Linked DNA regions of Homo sapiens: region 1 is linked to region 2. A link is a contact called in ENCODE Hi-C data. All regions are on one chromosome and are shown on one strand. The core of a region is the stretch at or near the end of the contact, and the rest is flanking DNA. Distances in the headings are between cores, read along the strand shown. Region 1 holds the start of COTL1 (coactosin like F-actin binding protein 1). Region 2 holds the start of CMC2 (C-X9-C motif containing 2).

Evidence for each region. Hi-C counts contacts between places; a loop is a spot of excess contacts on that map. Pooled maps may share reads with other maps.
Region 1: a loop to region 2 is called in a pooled map, with 13 times the contacts of the local background. The contact joins the promoter of COTL1 here to the promoter of CMC2 in region 2. A Hi-C loop is called at or near these places in 2 of 37 single-sample maps with no recorded cell type and 7 of 50 pooled maps.

The regions. Positions count from the first base shown.
Region 1 is chr16:84,616,657-84,619,356 of GRCh38, forward strand. It overlaps COTL1 (coactosin like F-actin binding protein 1), which reads right to left and starts at 1,422. Exons shown (of 4, transcript NM_021149.5): 1 at 1,182-1,422; 2 at 845-927. The coding sequence starts at 1,258. RefSeq lists silencers at 1,251-1,300, 1,321-1,680.
Region 2 is chr16:81,005,461-81,008,213 of GRCh38, forward strand. It overlaps CMC2 (C-X9-C motif containing 2), which reads right to left and starts at 1,425. Exons shown (of 4, transcript NM_020188.5): 1 at 1,274-1,425. CENPN (centromere protein N) reads left to right here and starts at 1,754. Exons shown (of 11, transcript NM_001100624.3): 1 at 1,754-1,817. RefSeq lists a silencer at 1,163-1,532 and enhancers at 1,703-1,812, 2,123-2,262.

The sequences.
Region 1 (2,700 bases), core at 172-2,671, 3.6 Mb after region 2:
AAAAGGTCCCATTACCAACATCACAGAGCCTCTGCCACTACCGAAGGGTTTATGGCGATGCCTGCCACGTGGTCTTTCTTTTCATGGTTCACAAGCCACAGGGAAGTGCCTAAGGCACACAAATCTTAAGTATACAGTCTGATGATTTTTCACGCGGGTACACACCTGCATAACCCCCTCCCAGATCAACAAATGTCTACAGAGACATTTTCAGCTCCCAGCAGTCCGGGTGGTGTGCCCCTCCCCATCAGTGGCTATCTAGCCCCAAAAGCTAATCTCGATTCTGACATTCACACCATAGATTAGTTTCGCCTTGTCTAGGATTTCTAAATGGAATCATATGGTGTGTACTCTTTTGCATCTGATTCTACTCGTCAAATTAAAAATCACATAAAATCAGCACACGGGCAGACAATGATAGCGGGAGAAAGGAGGGCGCGGCTGAGTTTCTTTCCCTTCCAAGCAGCCCCCTAGCCTGTTCGTATTTGGGCTCAGTGACTGATCAAAGGGGACAGTGGGAAGAGCTGGATGGACACTGGAGTTTGGAAACACAGGAGTTGACCTTAGAAAACCAGTGGACCGCAGGGGGCAAAAGAGCTGCCCCGCCTGGAGAAGGCATTGTAGGATGGCGGAGGCAGGTGGGTCACTTCTGTTGCTTCGGATGTCCAGAGGGGAGAAGGTTTTATGAGGCCTTAAAACGCTCACACCGGGTTCCTCCCACGCCATGCGCCAGGGGCACCCCATGTGGCCACCGGTTCCTCCCGGGTTCGCTCTGGCCGGGGCTCCCCGGGTGCAGACAACCTCCCAACGACCGCGCATCCGCCCGGCAGGCGCGCCTCCCTACCTGTGCACTGCTGGATGAAGTGCTGGTACTCCGCTCCCTGCTCGCCGGGGACGATGGTGGAGCCGTCATATTTAAAAGTCACCCTTTGGGTTGGGAGAAGAAAAAAACACACACACACATCAGCGCTGGTGGCCGCGCGACGCGGCGCTTGCAGAGGACAATCTAACAGACGCGCTGGCCACGGAGAAGCCCGCGGGGGCCTGGCACGCCGTCCCGGAATAAGGCGAGGAAGACAGCGCGGGAGGCCCGAATCCGTCCCGCCTGGAGGCCGGCTCGGTGCACGAGGCCCCGCGCGAGCCCGGGGAGCGGGGCGTGGAGACGAATGAAAAGTTCCTACCAGATGACGGCCGAGCCGTCGTCGCGCACCAGGTTGTACGCCGCCCGGCAAGCCTCTTTGTCGATCTTGGTGGCCATCGCCGCGGAGCCGCAGCGGGACACTGTCCGGGGCGGCCGAGCGCGCCCCTGGCCGGCGGCGGGGATGGGAGCGCGGCGGGTACGCGCCGAGGGCGCACGGGCTGGCGGCGGTGGCGACGGCTACGCGGCGCCTGCAAGCTGCGAGCGCGGCGGCGGCTTCCACTGCGGACGGAGAGCGCGCGGGGACCCCAGGCCGTGGCCCGCCCCGCCCCCCCGCGCCCATTGGCCGCCCAGGCGGCGGCCCGCCTCTTCATTGGCCGTCGGGCTGCGGGGGCGGAGCGTCTTGATTCTCTGGCGGCCAATCCCAGACCGGAAGGCTTGCGCAACTCCGCGGTGGGGGCTGGAGTAGGGGCTTTGCCTCCTCCCTCTCACTCTCCCTCCTCCCTCCCGCTCTCTTCTCCCCCAACATCCCTCTTCTCTCTCCTTCTCCTTCTCACTTCCCCTCCTCCCCTCCCGACCCCTCCCTGGAAACTCCCACTACCCCAACCCCCTTTCCCACCCCGCCTTCCTCCTCTCCCTCCTCCTTCCTCTTCTTCCCCCACTGCTTGCTTCCCCCACTTCCCTGACCTCTTCCCCCTCCCTTCCCTCCCCCTCTTTCTCCCTTCCCCCTTTATTCTTCTTCCTCTCTCCTCCTCCCTCTTCTTGCCTATCCCAGCCCAAAACTTCTCCATCCTCCCTATTTCCTTCTCCCCAAGCTCTCCTCTTTCCTCCTCCTTGACCCCCTCCCCTGCTGCCCCCGGCTTCGCCTCCCTCTTCTCCACTTACCCTCCTGGCATCTCCTCCCTCCCTGTCCCCTACTCCCTCCTCCTATTCCCCCTCTCCCCCTTCCTCATTCTCCCCACCCCCCTGCCCCTGAGGCTGCAGGGCTGCAGAGCTCCACAGGGGACCTCCACGTGGATGATGTAATGCGTCAAACCCAAGGAGACAGGCTGGCCACTGTCCCTACCCCAGCGTTTGGTTCCATGGATTCTAGGTGGGGAGGAACTGGAAAGAATGAAGCATTTTAAATAGGAGGGGGTAGAAAGTGGACTGCTTCCAAAACGCTGGTGGGCTCGCGTTTACTCTGGATTCTGGTCATTTGCATTCCTATCTTAACCTCTCCCTTTGGGCTCCTCTGAAAGCACGAGCTGACTCATTCTGTCTTCCTCATTCCTTCACTGACTCATTCATTCATTCCCTCATCCAGCCATTCCACAGAGACCAGTTACAGCGTCCAGGTAGGTAAAAAGGCAGGATCCTGAAGACTGGGCTCTTGAATTGCATCCAGTACTGCCACTTTCCAACTGGGGGCCATTGGAAAGCCTCAAAACCTCTTTTAAATGACTCCTCAAATGGGAAAAATAGTATAACTGACATCACTGCTTTGTTTTAAGTGTAATTGAAATGATACTTGGAACAAATATACTAGACATTCGATAAAATGTCATCATTGTTGGTTATTA
Region 2 (2,753 bases), core at 175-2,674:
TTTAAGGCCTACATTTCGGCCCTGGTATTAAAGAATTATTTTTCAACTTTTCAAGCTATGAGCCATACTGCAGCAGAGGTCGCAGACACGGTCGGGGACGGCCTCCCCTGCCCACTTCCACTTATCACAGGACCAGTTCTAAACCGATACCACTAAGAAAGCGACTGGCGCTGGCACTGTAGACCCCATGCCAGGCTGCTTCTGGGAGGGACCCGGGGGTGCTGCCTAGGGAGAAGGGCTTAACTACTCTGACTTCCACCGAAGAGTTTCTCAGAGAATGCGCCCTCGCAGCTTTCCCTGAATAAACATTACCAGGACTTACAAGGTGCCTAGCACTCTGCCAGAATCATGTGAATTTCAGAGGAAAATACTCGTTCACACATCTCAAGGAACGCACAGGCTCGTGAGGGAGCATTCTTGCCAATGCACATGGTAAATGCCCAATCGATGTTCGCGGAATGTCAGAAACTGACAACTAGTTCAGGCCTCAACGCAGTAGGAAAAGGATGAAAAAGAAACTCATTTTAAATCAACTAAACAAGTGCAAAAGCCATACATATAAAGGAGAGGAGATACGAATGGCATCACAACATAATTCCTTTGCCATCGAAAACTTCCATGCCTTTGAGGTTTTAAATGAAGACTTCCAAAACTGATTTACTTAAGACTCTACGTAAAACGCCTGATCTTTAAACGCAAGAAAAGCAAGATGAATGTATTACTTTCCTGGAAAAAAAAAGCATTAAAGGAGAAAAAAGAGTAAAGTGTACTGATGGGGCTCTTGGTGGGTTCTCACATCACAGGGCACTGCAGCTGAGACTTGCTTGAACGGCCCCCGTTTTCTACCCGCAAATTCTCAATTGCTAGATAAACAACAATAACAACACTTTATTGGGCGCTCATCGTGTCAAACCCTGTGTTGAGGGCTCCATTCCTCAAGGTCCATTTTACCGGCGAGGAAGCCCCGGCTCCGGGAGGGGAGGAGCGCGCCCAAGGTCACCAGCCAGTTGAGTGAGTGGCGGGCGGATCCCAACCCCGAGCGACGCCCACGGCCTGTCTCGGCCACCAGCGTGTTCCAGCGAGCGCCCAGCCACCTCGCTCGCAGCCTCCCCAGCGCAGCAGCCCGGCTGTGGGCCTGCGGCAGCCGGGTCTTCCTGGTCCCCACCTCCTGGGGCCGACGGGCGGCAGGAAGGGGCTCGGCGGGACGCGCCATCAGGGACCTGAGGAGGAACAACGGAACGCGTTCGGAACGGCCTGGACTCCCGAGACTCACCCGACTCGTGGCCACACCGGGAGAACTGAAGCGGCAGTAGCCGGCGGAGACGCCCGACCCGAAGGCCGGCTGCTAGGGAGCAGACAGCTGAACCGCTTGCCAGACGCCGAAACCCAGTGACGCCCTCCACCGCTCCACCGTGCTCCCGGCTCCTCGCCCCCGCCGCCCGCGGGCCCCAAGGCGCATGCGCCGCCTGTCCTGGAGGGGCCCATTTCCGTCCGTCGTGGGGGGAGGCACAGTGAGTCCACTGGGGCACGGCAGCGTCTAAGCCACAAGCCGAGCACATAAGCCAGGTCCTAACGGAGCCTATGTGTAAGTCCACTACTGGTGCAAGGTTGCACACTTCTAAGAAGAGCGGCGTGGGGGGCTCGGCGACCTTCGCTTCAGTCGCTCCCCCGTGCAGTCCCCTGTGCCCAAGACACAGCCTGATGCTTGTGCTCCGGTGGGCGGAGCTTGGAGGCGGCGGGAACTGCAATTGGTGGCTTTGAAGGCGCGGCGAGCGGGAACAGCTCTTGAGGAGTGAGACTGCAGGAGATGTGGGCCGGTAAGAGAGCCCCGGGCGGCACTGGATCGGGCCCCGGAGGGTGTGGGGCCTTGAGGAAGCCAGATCCCAGGCCTCGGGGGTGGCTTTTTCGCAATTGTCGCACGTTGTGAGGCGCAGGATTGGCGCTGGGTCTCGGGCTCGGGGCGAGGAACTACGGTTCGGGCCGAGGTGAGGGGGCGGTGGCGCTGTGCCGGCTGTGACGTCACCTCGCCCGCGGTGGGGCGGGTGGAGCCTTTCGTAGGCTCGCGACTGCGTCAGGGGAGGGCCGTGTGGTCATGTGACCAGGGGCTCCGCTCTACGATCCTGGGGTTGCTTCCTTTCCCAGAGTTGGGGTTTTGCTTTTCTGTCACCTCGGCTTCCGTCGTTTTTTGTCCCTGTACCCTCTTGCGTTGCTCCTCGCATTGCCTGTTGGAGCGCAGCAGAGGTGTGTGGCTACGGGAACGTTACTTAAAATGGATCTTTTTGATCATGCGTTCCACAGATCTTGAGCATCTACTGTATGTCAGACACTAAAACGCTAGGAAGTATAAAGAAAGTTTTAAAATGGGGCCAGGCGCGGTAGTTTACGCCTGTAATCCCAACACTTTGGGAGACCGACGTGGGCGGATCACCTTAGGTCAGGAGTTCGAGACCAGCCTGGCCAACATGGTGAAACCCCGTCTCTACTAAAAATACAAAAATTAACCGGACGTGGTATCGGGTGCCTGTAATCCCAGCTATTTGGGAGGCTGAGGCAGGAGAAGCGCATGAACCCGGGAGGCGGAGGTTGCAGTGACCCGAGATCGCGCCACTGCACTGCACCCTGGGCGACAAAGCGAGACTGTGTCTCCGAAACAACAAAAAAAGGAAAGTTTAAAAATGGTCACGGGGTAAACGTTTACTAAAGGGATTTCCGTCTTAATTGGTGAGACTGAGGGCGCTCTACCAAATTTCTTT